4 separate regions of the Homo sapiens genome follow, and regions 1, 2 and 3 are each linked to region 4. A link is a contact called in ENCODE Hi-C or POLR2A ChIA-PET data. All regions are on one chromosome and are shown on one strand. Each heading gives the region's core, a stretch centred on a gene start or an enhancer-like site at or near the end of the contact. The rest is flanking DNA. Distances are from core to core; before and after follow the strand shown.

The links. Hi-C counts contacts between places; a loop is a spot of excess contacts on that map. ChIA-PET counts read pairs that join two places held with the same protein, here RNA polymerase II (POLR2A). Pooled maps may share reads with other maps.
Region 1: a map of CD8-positive, alpha-beta T cell shows a loop between it and region 4 (16-fold over the local background). The contact joins the promoter of LRRC42 here to the promoter of BTF3L4 in region 4. A Hi-C loop is called at or near these places in 5 of 168 maps with a recorded cell type or tissue (CD4-positive, alpha-beta T cell, CD8-positive, alpha-beta T cell, gastrocnemius medialis and 1 more), 1 of 37 single-sample maps with no recorded cell type and 15 of 50 pooled maps. POLR2A ChIA-PET finds 5 or more read pairs at or near these places in 1 of 52 experiments (GM12878).
Region 2: a loop to region 4 is called in a map of OCI-LY7, with 7 times the contacts of the local background. The contact joins the promoter of NDC1 here to the promoter of BTF3L4 in region 4. A Hi-C loop is called at or near these places in 4 of 168 maps with a recorded cell type or tissue (CD4-positive, alpha-beta T cell, CD8-positive, alpha-beta T cell, OCI-LY7 and 1 more) and 11 of 50 pooled maps.
Region 3: a loop to region 4 is called in a map of CD8-positive, alpha-beta T cell, with 8 times the contacts of the local background. The contact joins the promoter of LRP8 here to the promoter of BTF3L4 in region 4. A Hi-C loop is called at or near these places in 4 of 168 maps with a recorded cell type or tissue (CD8-positive, alpha-beta T cell, OCI-LY7 and naive thymus-derived CD4-positive, alpha-beta T cell), 4 of 37 single-sample maps with no recorded cell type and 12 of 50 pooled maps.

What each region holds. Positions count from the first base shown.
Region 1 is chr1:53,944,755-53,947,843 of GRCh38, reverse strand. It overlaps LRRC42 (leucine rich repeat containing 42), which reads right to left and starts at 1,494. Exons shown (of 9, transcript NM_001256409.2): 1 at 1,295-1,494; 2 at 23-56. IFT25 (intraflagellar transport 25) reads left to right here and starts at 2,145. Exons shown (of 6, transcript NM_016126.4): 1 at 2,145-2,289. RefSeq lists a silencer at 1,179-2,248.
Region 2 is chr1:53,836,779-53,839,914 of GRCh38, reverse strand. NDC1 (NDC1 transmembrane nucleoporin) reads left to right here and starts at 1,619. Exons shown (of 18, transcript NM_018087.5): 1 at 1,619-1,710. The coding sequence starts at 1,654. RefSeq lists an enhancer at 1,146-1,625 and a silencer at 1,736-1,865.
Region 3 is chr1:53,326,820-53,329,954 of GRCh38, reverse strand. LRP8 (LDL receptor related protein 8) reads left to right here and starts at 1,885. Exons shown (of 19, transcript NM_004631.5): 1 at 1,885-2,166; 2 at 2,963-3,082. The coding sequence starts at 2,043. It overlaps LRP8-DT (LRP8 divergent transcript), which reads right to left and starts at 1,722. Exons shown (of 3, transcript NR_131923.1): 1 at 1,580-1,722. RefSeq lists enhancers at 1,449-1,678, 2,729-2,838 and silencers at 1,749-1,948, 2,019-2,168, 2,219-2,388, 2,904-3,135.
Region 4 is chr1:52,054,802-52,057,565 of GRCh38, reverse strand. It overlaps BTF3L4 (basic transcription factor 3 like 4), which reads right to left and starts at 1,271. Exons shown (of 6, transcript NM_152265.5): 1 at 1,187-1,271. It overlaps TXNDC12 (thioredoxin domain containing 12), which reads left to right and starts at 2,375. Exons shown (of 7, transcript NM_015913.4): 1 at 2,375-2,566. The coding sequence starts at 2,470. RefSeq lists enhancers at 356-1,067, 1,068-1,781 and silencers at 847-1,086, 1,947-2,351.

The DNA.
Region 1 (3,089 bases), core at 245-2,744, 1.9 Mb before region 4:
GTGAAAAATTAATCTCACCCACCTGTTCGATCCCTCTAGTATTCACTGGATGAAGCCTGGGGGGAGGGGGTGGGGATAAGATTAAAAAACAAAAGCAAACAAAAAAACAGTGCACATCTGGGGAAAGAGCTAGTGGGAACACAGCCAGGACATTTACAACGAGGCCTCCCTTCTTCCCTCAGCCAGGCCCAAAATGAGCTACATCCATATACCAGGAGAACATCTGCCAACCCATGGCCTTCATCCCAAGGCTGCAGACACTTTTGGTTTATCTGAAAATGCAGTATTCTTGGGAAAATTTCTAACATAAAAACCTAAACAGAAACTAAACTATGGGTAGTTCTAAACCACCAATAACCAACAATCCACCTTCATTGTTCTGTGTGTCCCCATTCTTCAATTTTCAACTTTCCTCACTACTTTTTTCCTATAATATGCACTTTCCTACCTGCCTTCTCACCCATACCCTTTCAGGCTCCCTACTTCCCTCCAAGAACATGCCAGTCTCTCCCACAACGTGACACTCTTACCAATTCTAGCGCTTCTCACACCAAAAATCCTAACCCCACTCCCTTCGCCCACCCCAGCTCTCCTGCCCCTTTCAACCTTCAGACCCTTCCAGCCCTTCCGAGCCCCTGGTGAAAGGTGGCTTGCTGTCCCACAGACCCAACCTTCCAACCTCCGATCTCCCAACCTTCACCTGCCTCCCCTTCCTTCCCCACACTCCTCCACCCCCCACTCCTCTCCTTCACCATCTATTCTTCCCTTCTTCCCACTCTAGGGGCTTCCCTCTCCTAGGACCCCAATCTCTCCATCCCTTTCCTTGCCTTCTGTTCTCAATCTTCAAGACCCTCTTCCTTCACGCCTCACTATCCCCAACTTGGCATTCCACACCCCCAACTTTTCTTCCCTGCCCCCAAGACCCCACCCTCTCTATTCCTATCCTATCTCGTTTCCTCCTTGAACCCCTAAAATCCCATTCCCTTCCCCCTTCCTTCTTCCCGCTCTCTCCCCAAGCATGCCTCTCCCCGAGTCCACCCAGGCTAATCCTGCTCCCTGTCCCACCCAGGCCCCGAACCCCAATTCTCACACGTCCCCATAGCCTGCCCCCGCACCCCTACGCCACCCTTAAACCCATCGCCCCCACCAGTATACCTCATCCTCCCCTCAACCCGCGCCCCGCCGTCCCTCTGGGGCGTCCCCTCCCCCACCCCGCCCCTCCCTAACACCCCGCCCCCGCTCCCACACGCAACCCGGGGCCCCGCGAGCGGCCCGGCCCGCGGCCGCCACCTACCTGTGCCCCTGCCCGGGGCAGCGAGCGGCAGCTCCTCGGTGACGGCTCCCTCCTCCCGCGGCCCGGCTGACGGGGAAGGGCTCAGCACCCCGGGCACAAAGCTAGGAAGGGTGGGACACAGTGAAGGTGGGAGGAGGGAGGGGGCTGGGGGCAACCAGGCGCCGTGGGACCGCGGGACCGGCGGGGGCGGGAGCAAGGCTGGGCCGGGGAGGCGCGCGTGCGCGGGCCCCGGCACGAAGGCGGGGCCGGACCTGGAGGCGGGGCCAGGCCCAGGGCAGGCGACCCGAGGGCCGAGGGTTTGGAACTCGCAGAGGTGGGCCCTGCGCGTGCGTGCTCGCGGGAGGGTGGGTCCCCTGGGTCCTGCGGGCCCCGGGGATAGAGCTGAGCTGGGGGAGGGTAGGCAGCGCGCGCCCCGGGACTGGCCTGGGGAAAGGCGCACAGGAGTGGTTTCGCATCTTGGCCCGCGAAGTAATGGGAGCCGGAGAGGGCGGGGCCGATTGTGGGCGGGGCCTGTGGGAGGCGTGGCGCTAAGAGCTAGGGGTAGGAGGGGCCGAGGCCGCCGCGAGGGGGCGGGGCTGAGGCGGGGTGGGGCCTCTGGGAGGCGTGGCGCGAAAAGCTCGGGGTAGGAGCGAGCGCGCCCGGGAACTCGGTGGAGCGAGCGCGCCCGGGAACTCGGTGGAGGCCGCGGTGGCGGGGTGGGGCGGGGCTGAGGGCAGGGCGGGGCCTGTGGGAGTCGTGGCGCAAAGAGCTCGGGGTAGGAGCGCGCGCCCGGAAACTCAGCGGTGGCCGCGGCGAAGGGGCGGGGCTGAGGGTGGGACGGGGCTTGTGGGAGGCGTGGCGCGAAGATTTCAGAGTTGGAGCGCGCGCGACCCCGGACTCCACGGAGGCCGCGGCGAGCAGGCGGAGCTGCGGGTCGGGACGCTCTGCGTGGGGCGGGGCGCAAGGGAGGTTTCGAGCCCGGAAGGTCCGGCGCCCAGAGCTAACGGGAGTCCCAGGTGAGCGGGTAGCGGGGTAGGCAGGCTGGCACCAGAGGGTATGGGGGCCTGGCCGGGCAAGGCAGAAGGACGGGGATGTTGGTGGGAAGGGAGCAACAGTGGAGGGGTGGTGAAGAGACGCGCGGCGGGAGGCGTGGAAGGGCCGCGGCGGGAGGTCTGACGCGGGCCCGCCTTTTCCTCTAGACCCTGGAAGCGCCACTACCAGCCCACGAAACTCTTTGAGGCCAGAAATAGCGTCTTGACCCCCCAAAAGGGAAAACCAGTTGTAAATCGAAATTAATTAGTCTACCAAAATGTAATGTAAGCTGTCAGCCGCAACGTAACACATCTAGCTATAAATTGTACCTAAGGTCGGGGGCATTTATATATTCTTTACATAATTTGGGGCGGGCCTCCACAAGTCTGAGGCTTTAGGGCCTTGAACTGAGGAGGAGGGTTTGGGATGGAGGTGAGAAGGTGGTGCCAGGGCTGGTTTGCCTTGGAAGCCGTGGCCCTGGCCCCTCGGAGACAGAAGCCTTAGGCCGGGTCCGTGTTTTCTAAAGTACACCACGTTCCCAATGGATGATGCTTGAAGAAAGAGCGTGAGGAGTCCAGCTGTAGCACCAGAACCAAGGGAGCTGGTCAGGGAGAAGGTCCTCTAAGGACTTGACCTGAAGAGGTTTGGGGAAAGAAGGACCACAAAGGGCATGTGAGCTAGCGATGAAAGGGTGAACTGGGGACGAAACCAGTGGCACTGGTTTAGAAGACAGGATAAGGCATCAGGGAATACCAGGGTCAGGGATTGTAAAAAATGGAAAGGA
Region 2 (3,136 bases), core at 370-2,869, 1.8 Mb before region 4:
TTATTATGAAAGAAGGGGAGAATAGATATTGAGGCAGACAACGAGTAGTCTCTACCACAAGAACCTTAGAACCTGAGGTGTCTTTATGAACACGCATTTGGACTGATTTTTTTTTTTTTTGGACAGGGTCTCACTCTATGGCCCAGTCTGGAGTGTGATGGCGCCATCACTGCTCACTTCAGCCTGAACCTCCCAGGTTCAAGCAATTCTCCTGCCTCAGTCTATGGAGTAGCTTGGACTACAGGTGTGCACCACTACACCCGGCTAATTTAAAAAAAAGTTTGTTGTTGTTGTTGTTGTTGTTTTTGTGGAGATGAGGTCTCACTATGTTGCCCAGGCTGGTCTCAAACTCCTGGCTTGTGATCCTCCTGCCTTGGCCTCCCAAAGTGCTGGGATTACAGGTGTGAGCCACTGTGCCTGGCCTGGACTAATTCTTTACAAGTTTTCTCCACCACCGGATAGATCTCTTCACGGCAGAGACTTGATCTATCAGTTGTATTCCCAGTTTGTCCTACAGTGCTTTAGACATGATTGATAGTAACATGATTTTGGAAGTGAATAGGATATAATCTTAAAGCATTCAGGAAGCCATTGTTAGCAAACGTTGCAGAGCAGTAGGTGTGATCTCAATTCCTCTCACCAGCCTATGCATTTCCTTAGTCAGTAAATCACTGAATCTATTTCTGTCTTGAGTATTGCATGTTGACTGTGGCATGTGATTGAGCATAAAAAGGCGTTAGCGATATGCATCCAGAGATCTCACTGAGGTCTAAAGCACTGAGAAGACTTCATTAGGTGAAACTTGGGTTGGTGAAACACCTTTTTTCTTACTGGCAGTATATTAATGATAACATTTGTATAGCATATTATTTACATCCTCACAACATCACCAGGATATTTTTATTTTCATCCTTATCTTACTGTTGAAGAAATGGAGGCTCAGAGAAGATAAAAATATTCAATTTAGCAAGTGGCAGATCTGGAAGTAGAAACCAGATTTTATGAAACCAAAGGCATCTCTAGAGAATTTTTTTTTTATTTCAGTAAAATTACTGCGTACCTATTGTGGAGAAGACCACCACATCCTTTGGTTTCACTTTTAGGTGACTTATAAAGTAATAGGGAGAAATGAGGGCAGATCATTTTGCTAGCTCTAACTGAAGAATTCCAGTCAATCAATACTGTGGCTGTTATCGGCTTTATAAAAGACTACTATTCCCAGCATGCCTCAAGGCACCTCCAGGAAGACCTTGACTCCCAGCATTCTGTACTTTGGAACTCCGAGTCCCAGAATGCAACATTCCTCCTACTTCCTCTCAGGGGGCCGTCGAGACTACAGTTCCCAGCATGCAGCGCCGCCACCTGCTTCTGGCGCCCCGCTGGACCCTGCTTCGAAGGGACCGTTTGGTCGCCAGAGGGCGGTTCCTGGAGTTACAGCCGCGTTTGCGGGACGTGTCTGCGCGGCAGTCCTGGCCTGTTGAGCTTGTCCAGACGAAGCCTCGCAGGGATGGGTTGGAGCCTGGGCCGGGCTTCGCTCAGGCAGCGTTTGAGGCAGACCCAGCAGGGTCCTCCTGGGGCCTTCCTGCCTTTGAACTGCGGTGGCGGGCGGGCGCACGGTCTCCTGTACGCCCTAGACTAGGGGCCGCCATCTCCATGGCCACGGCCGTGAGCCGGCCCTGCGCCGGCAGGTCGCGGGACATACTGTGGCGCGTGAGTGCGGCGTGCACTGTGGCACGCACTGCCAGGGTCGGGCCGGGCGGGCAAGCTCTGATCGCGCGTGCGCGCTGGGCGGGGGAGGGCCGGTCCCGGGGCAGCGTGGAGAGAACGCGTGGGGAAGGCACCACTTGGGGGACTGATTGCAGGGTTGTGGGAAGTCCTGAGTGGAAGTTGGTTACGGGGTAGGAGAGGGGTCCTGAGTGGAAGGAAGCTGGTCAGAGTGGGACGGATGGACTGAATGGAAATTGGAATAGGGAGTGAGGCGGAGTTTTACGCAAGGGTACCGTATCCAGTAGGTGCAAAATAAATAACTTAATTTGTTTCGTTAAGAAGTGGGAAGGAATGCACGGAATTGGAAAGAAATGTGGCATTAGTAGAGGCTGGGGTTAGGGTCCAGTAAGCAGGGCAGGTGTTCTTTGTAAGGTAGAATGGGACTGAGCTGAGTGGAATAGTACTTCCTCCTTAAAGTTACGGAATTAACAGTACTACATCGCTTCTCTGGAGTGCAAAGAGAAAGAGGAGAAAGATCCCTTTTGGAAAAGTGCTTCTATCCCAGTGCACTGCCATCTCCCCTGTATTCCAAACTAAAAACTTTTGGGTCCGTAAGTCTTATCTTTTTTTTTTTTTGAGCCGGAGGCTCGCTCCCTGTTGCCCAGGCTGCAGTGCAATGGCGCGTTGTCGGCTCACTGCAACCCCCGCCTCCAGGGTTCAAGGAGTTCTGCCTCAGCTTCCCGAGGAGCGGGGATTATAGATACGCACCACTACGCCCAGCTAATTTTTGTATTTTTAGTAGAGATGGGGTTTCACCATGTTGGTCAGGCCGGTCTTGAACTCCTGACCTCAAGTGAGTCATCCGCCTCGGTCTCCCAAAGTGCTGAGATTACAGGCGTGAGCCACCGTGCCTGGCCTCTAAAATTTTTTTAAAAATTATTTTTATAATAGAGATACGATATCTTCTCCAGCCTGGTCTTGAGCTCCTGGGCTCAACTAGTCCTCCTGCCTCAGCCGCCTAACTATTTGGGACATCAGGTGCATGCCATCGTGCCTGGTGTATGTTTAGCATGCATGAGTACTTCATTCCTTTTTGTGGCTGAATAATCCACTGTATGGACATACCACATATTTTGTTTATCCATTCATCAGTATGTGGGTATTTGGGTTGTTGCCACCTTTGGCACTTGTGAGCCACCGCACTTGGCTGACAGTGTCTTCTGAAGCAAAAAAGTTTTAAATATTGCTGATGTCCAATTTATCTATATTTTTCTTTTGTTGCTTATGCTTTTGGTGTCATATCTAAGAAACCATTGCCAAATCCAAGATCATGAAGGTTTACTCCTATGTTTTCTTCCAAGAGTTTTATAGTTTTAGCTCTTACATGTAGGTCTTTAATCCATTTTGAGTTAATTTTTGTATAGAATGT
Region 3 (3,135 bases), core at 636-3,135, 1.3 Mb before region 4:
GGCACCATTGTGCTTGACACAGAATCCAAACTCCCAGCTGTGGCCTACAAAGCCCTGGTGATCAGGGCCTTGCCAACTCCCTCCAGCCTCACCTGAGGCACCCACTCCTTCCCTGTCATCAGGCCCCGGCCCACCTTGATTGCCATTCCCTTTGCCAAGAATGCCCTTCCGCCTGATCTTCATGGGTCAGGATCCATCTTGCCATTCAGTGAAATGTCACCTCCTCTGTGAGGCCTTGCCTGATCACCTCTACAGTTACCCCCATTGCTCTCACCTGGGTCTGTTTTGTTTTTTCCATAGAAGTTATGATGACCTGAAATAATCTTTTGTTTTCCTGCTTTTGTGTGTATCTCTTCCAACTAAGACATAACTGCAGGAGAGCAGGGAGGAACCTTATCTGTTTCCACTGTATCCTTGAGCCTTGAAGGGCGTTTGGCACATATAGGTGAAAGGACGCCTGCATTTCGTTGTCTGTGTGCTAATGGTCTGTCTCCCCACAGGTCAGGGACCTCTCCGGGGCTGGCACCATGCCTGATTCACCTTGGTACCCGCAGGCCCAGCACAGGGTTGGCACAGAACAGGGCCTGAAATGCTTGCTGAATGACTGAATGAACAAGGGACAGGAGGGGTGATGATGGCAGGAGCACCGTGCCGGGCTCTCTGGGGATCTAAGTCCCTTTCTGGTGGGGTGGCCACAGATATTGCCGCTGGGCTGCCCTTTGGGGGACTACGGCTCAGGAGGCTGCTGAGGAGACAGGGTGGTTTCCAGGCCAAGGGCTAACAGCACCTGCCCATCCGCGAGGGAGGTGAAGGGGCAAGAGGGGAGGGAGGGTGGACCTAACACTGGCTCTTGGCACCTGCAGGCCGGTTGTTTTGAGTGGCCAATGCCCTGGAATCTCATTCTCTAAAGAAGGTTGTGTGGGTTGGACCCGGCTCACAAGTCTGAGGCTGAAATCGAATCCCAGCTCGCTCTCCGCACCCATTCTCCCCAGTGTGGGTGAGGCGGGCTGCAGCCCTCCAGAGGAAGAGGTGCCTTCTCCTTCCTGCAGAAGACAGCAGGGGCGGACAGCGCGGGCCTAGGTGCGCGGCCCCTAGCGGCAGGGATGGCATCCCTTCCGTGCCCTCCCCTTCCCCCCCGCCCGGCCCGCCCCACAGACCTCGTCTTTCTCCATCACAGCGAGGATTCCTTGTCTTCCCTGCGGGCCCCCCCTGGTTGCCCCTCTGACTAGGGGCCTGGAGCGTACTTAACGACGATGAATAGTCTGTGCACCAGGCCCAATCCACCTGCCTCACGTCCCCATGATCACATGAGCGTGCAACATGCACAGATGCACATGGCACGGAAACCAAACCAGCCACAGGGATTTATAATATCCCAGCCGGAGCCCATGACAGGTGCAGGGGTCCAGCCCTGCGCCCCCAGCTTCTCCCTGCTCATCCACATCTTGGGATCTCACCCCTATCCCTCCCTCCCCCGCCCCACGCGCACACTGCACAGGCCTGTTCGTCCTGTAACATCATTTCCCCTCCCGCCCAGGCTCACTCCTAGACATCCCTCAGCCTCTGATCCGCCTGTCACCTCCTCCAGGAAGCCTCTGCTGCTTCCTCTGGACCTGCTACCTCCGTGGTGAGGGGCTCGCCTGGCCCATCCCTGCGTCTGCAGAGCCCAGCACTCAGGCGAGCCCAGAGCAGGGCCGTGGAGCGCCCGCTGAGAGAAGAGTGGACGAAAGACAGGAGGGAGGAGGGCGAGGAGGCGGCGGCAGGGGGAGCGTGGGGCGGAGGCGGCAGCGGGAGGGAGCGCGCGCGCTGGCGGCGGCCGCCCAGGGCCGGGGCCGCGCGCCCAGCCTGAGCCCGCCCCGCCGCCGAGCGTCACCGAACCTGCTTGAAATGCAGCCGAGGAGCCGGGGCGGGCGGCAGCGGCGGCGGCGGCGGCGGCGGGGGCAGCGGCAACCCCGGCGCCGCGGCAAGGACTCGGAGGGCTGAGACGCGGCGGCGGCGGCGCGGGGAGCGCGGGGCGCGGCGGCCGGAGCCCCGGGCCCGCCATGGGCCTCCCCGAGCCGGGCCCTCTCCGGCTTCTGGCGCTGCTGCTGCTGCTGCTGCTGCTGCTGCTGCTGCAGCTCCAGCATCTTGCGGCGGCAGCGGCTGATCCGCTGCTCGGCGGCCAAGGTGCGTGCAGCCGGTCTCTGACTCGGCTCTGCTCCGCCCTAGCCACCAACAAAGCGCGGCCGGGAGGCCGGAGCGGGGAGGGGTCCAGAACCCGGGGCTATCGGGGGCTCCCGGGCGGACAGGCTCCACGCGAAGCGGCTATTCCTGAATTTGCCCTCGGCCCCCCGCCCCCGCGGGCCTCGGTGTTGAGGGCTCTGCCCTCTGGGCAGCGGATCTTGGGGGAGGGGTGCAGGGGGGCTTGGCCAGCGGGGAACTTTGCCGGAGGGGCGGCCATTCATGGTTCCGGATGAGCTGTGTGATTCTCGCCGTTGGGGTTTATTTGACACGCGCGCTCCGCGGCGGTAATGAGCAGAGCCGGGCGGCTTCTCCGCTTGACAATGCGTTTCCGCAGACCCCTGCGCGCGGCGGAGAGAGAGGGGGCTGCCTGCCAGGGTGATGTGCCTGCGGCTCCCACTGCGCCTGGCGCGCGGGCGCGGGGACTCCCTATGGGCTGTATCTGAGCAGATCTCTGACTATGGGTCGCGTGTGCGGGTGAGTGCGTCTGAATGGAGGGTATACCCAGGTCGTGTGACACTTTAAGTAGGTGCCTGGTCTCGCCGTGCCACCGAGCGGCCCGACATCCACGGAACCCCTGCCATCGTGCCCTCCCTTTGGATGGAGTGTGCCTGAAGCCCCCGGGGTCTCCATAATCGCCCCCTTTCCTCCTCCCCAGCGGGTCCTTCCGGGTGGCCCGGACTGCATGGTGGGGAGTGGGGCCGAGTCCGCTGATCCAGCTCACGCTCCCTCCCCCTCGCAGGGCCGGCCAAGGATTGCGAAAAGGACCAATTCCAGTGCCGGAACGAGCGCTGCATCCCCTCTGTGTGGAGATGCGACGAGGACGATGACTGCTTAGACCACAGCGACGAGGACGACTGCCGTGAGTGGCGGGCCAGGGAGCTCAGACCCGGGGAGAGAAAAGGAACGGTGGGG
Region 4 (2,764 bases), core at 22-2,521:
CTATCTGTGATGTCATCTCAACATCTGCTAGCACCAGCAAAGTATAAATTACAAACGAAACAGTTCCCTCCCTCCCATCTTAATAGATTAGGAAATAAGGGCCCAGAAGGGAGAAGTCCCTTCCTAGGCCCAAAAGGGAGAAGTAACTTCCTAAAGCCACATGATTAATGAGTTCTTCCTTGGGGATTCCAGGATCTTTTAGCACTGTTCTCAAGGACTCAAGAAAGGGTGTAAACAGGTTTATATTTATTAAGTGCCTAAGTTAGAAGCATTGTGGTAGGCACTTTCACATACATCATGTTTACACAGAGATAAAAATAATTGCAACCTTGAGTCCTGACTTTTTATTATGTAGGGTTTCTCTAAGACAAGCACAGGCTTTGGAATCAGAAAGACCAAGGTTCTACCAGTTGGGAAAGGTATTTTTCTTCTCTGAACTTGTATTCCTCCTGCATTTGGAAAGGTATAACACCACGTACTTCACAGGGTTGTTTTGAGGGTTAAAACATTATCAACCACAGGGAATGGTTCACAGAAGATACACAGTTACTGGTAACTATTGTTACCACTCCCGAGGGGACAACTATGGTAAACTGCAAGAATGTGGGAACGGAAGTTGAAACCGCCATTCACTAGCTGTGCAACACTGAGCCTGTCGGTCAGCAGGCAGTGGGAGGGGGGTTATAAAGATGGGCAAGGGACGCCGACTTGTAAACAAACACTGCCATTACAAGGTGAAGAGTGCTGTAACTGAGTTCGGTTCCCTGGACTCAAGGGCGGGAAGTGGTAACCTCAGCTTCCCTATCTGTAGACTGGGAGCATCAAATGAGATGACAACAGAGAGCCTGTATAAAGCTCAAAGCACACAACACTGCTGTTGTGAGCAAGGAGTAATGGAACAGAGGAGGGGCGTCCACCTGCCTCCTGGGACAGGGTCTGGGCGGCAACAGGGCGGGCCCGCTCGCTCCCACAGGGGGCGGTGGTGCTGGGGACCTTCCCACAGGTGCCGACCCCCAGCTGCGCCGCCGGTAACCGACAGGCCAAGCCAGCCGCCTCCGCCCCCGCTCGCCGCACCACGGCGGAAGTGGCAGCCTGAGCGGTTGGCGGGTGTCGGAAGGGGAGGGCGGGGGGAGACCGTGCGCAGCGGCCTATGGCCGTGAAGTGGCGGGACCGCCGGGGGTCTCACCTGAAGCAGGGAGGGTCCTCCAACACCAGCACGCGGCAAGAGAAAGATGGCTGCCTCAGCCGAGACAGAGAAAGACGACGGCGGCGGCGGCGGCGGCGGGAGCAGATCCACGTGATACAGCCGACCCCGCCTCTCCCTCTCCGGGGCAGCCTATCCCGGGAGCGAACATCTGAACTCCAACGCCCCGCCTGCTTTGCGCATCCCTCTTAGTGCTAGTGGCGGCAGGTGCAGGTGGCCGCGCGGCATCCTGGGGCTTGCAGTCTCCCGAGCGTTCTGTTGTGTCCCTGCCTACAATTTTAGGGAACCTAATAAAAGGGTGGTCGGTATGTTTTTATTTGGGTGTGTACTTTTGTTAGGTCGCTTTTTCGCTATGCATTAAGTACGGACTTTAGGACTCAACTAGTACCAGGAAGAAAAAGACCGGACATTTTCACCTGTTTGTTATACAGCGAAGGGGAAAAATTGGGAAGAAATCCTCAAGCTACAAGAAAAATAACCAGAAGCTTTACACTTTAGCCTGCAGTGACTTATATCCTGGTGTCCTAAGTCCACCTAAGTCAGTTTTGCAATAAGAGGTCCCAAGTTTGGTTTTCTTGGAGCTTGCATCAGTTGGTTGCATCATCCCTGAGTAGAAGATTTGCGGTTGCAAGGAAAAATAAGGTACAGAGCTTCTCCAGCGGGAAAGTGCATGTCTGCACGGCACGAGCCCACGCACCGCAGAACAGGCTTGCCAGGTCTCCTCAGAGACCCTCGCAGGAACCTAACAATGAAATCCAGTTGTCCAGTCTTGATTTGTGGAGGGGTAAGGAGAATCCGAGGCCAGTGGGCAATCCGCCCACTGTTGGGAGCGACTGACCTCACGAATCAATAATTTGCTTTTGACTAGGAAGTGCAGCGGTTCTTGGGGGGAGGGGCTGGACTGGGTGGCGGACGCGAGGAGCAACGGTTCTCCCGAACCTCTCCCCCGCCCCTACTATCTTGGCCTACATTTTCCCGCTCCGTCCCGGGACCTGGACACCCAGAATCCACGAAAAGCAACTCGCGCTCGAGAACAGCTCTCGTACCCTTCTACGTGATCTGCACCTTTAAGCTCACTCCATCCCAAACCGGACCCCGGAGGCACCACCCACATCCGTCTAACATCACTTCCTTCAGAGTTTGAAAAAAAAAAATCTGGGAAGTAGAGGTGTTGTGCTGAGCGGCGCTCGGCGAACTGTGTGGACCGTCTGCTGGGACTCCGGCCCTGCGTCCGCTCAGCCCCGTGGCCCCGCGCACCTACTGCCATGGAGACGCGGCCTCGTCTCGGGGCCACCTGTTTGCTGGGCTTCAGTTTCCTGCTCCTCGTCATCTCTTCTGATGGACATAATGGGCTTGGAAAGGGTCAGACCGCGTTCTTATCTTCTCTTTACTGATCTTTACTATACTGATCCCAGTATAATCTCTTCTTGCCCTAGCACCGTTCCCCTCCCATTCTAACTCTTAGGCCACTCCAGATTTCTTTTTATCTTCCCCAACCGCTCCTGGAGTTTGAAGATTTCTTGGGGTAGAGAGTAGCGGGTCTGGGGAATGGAGAAGTTG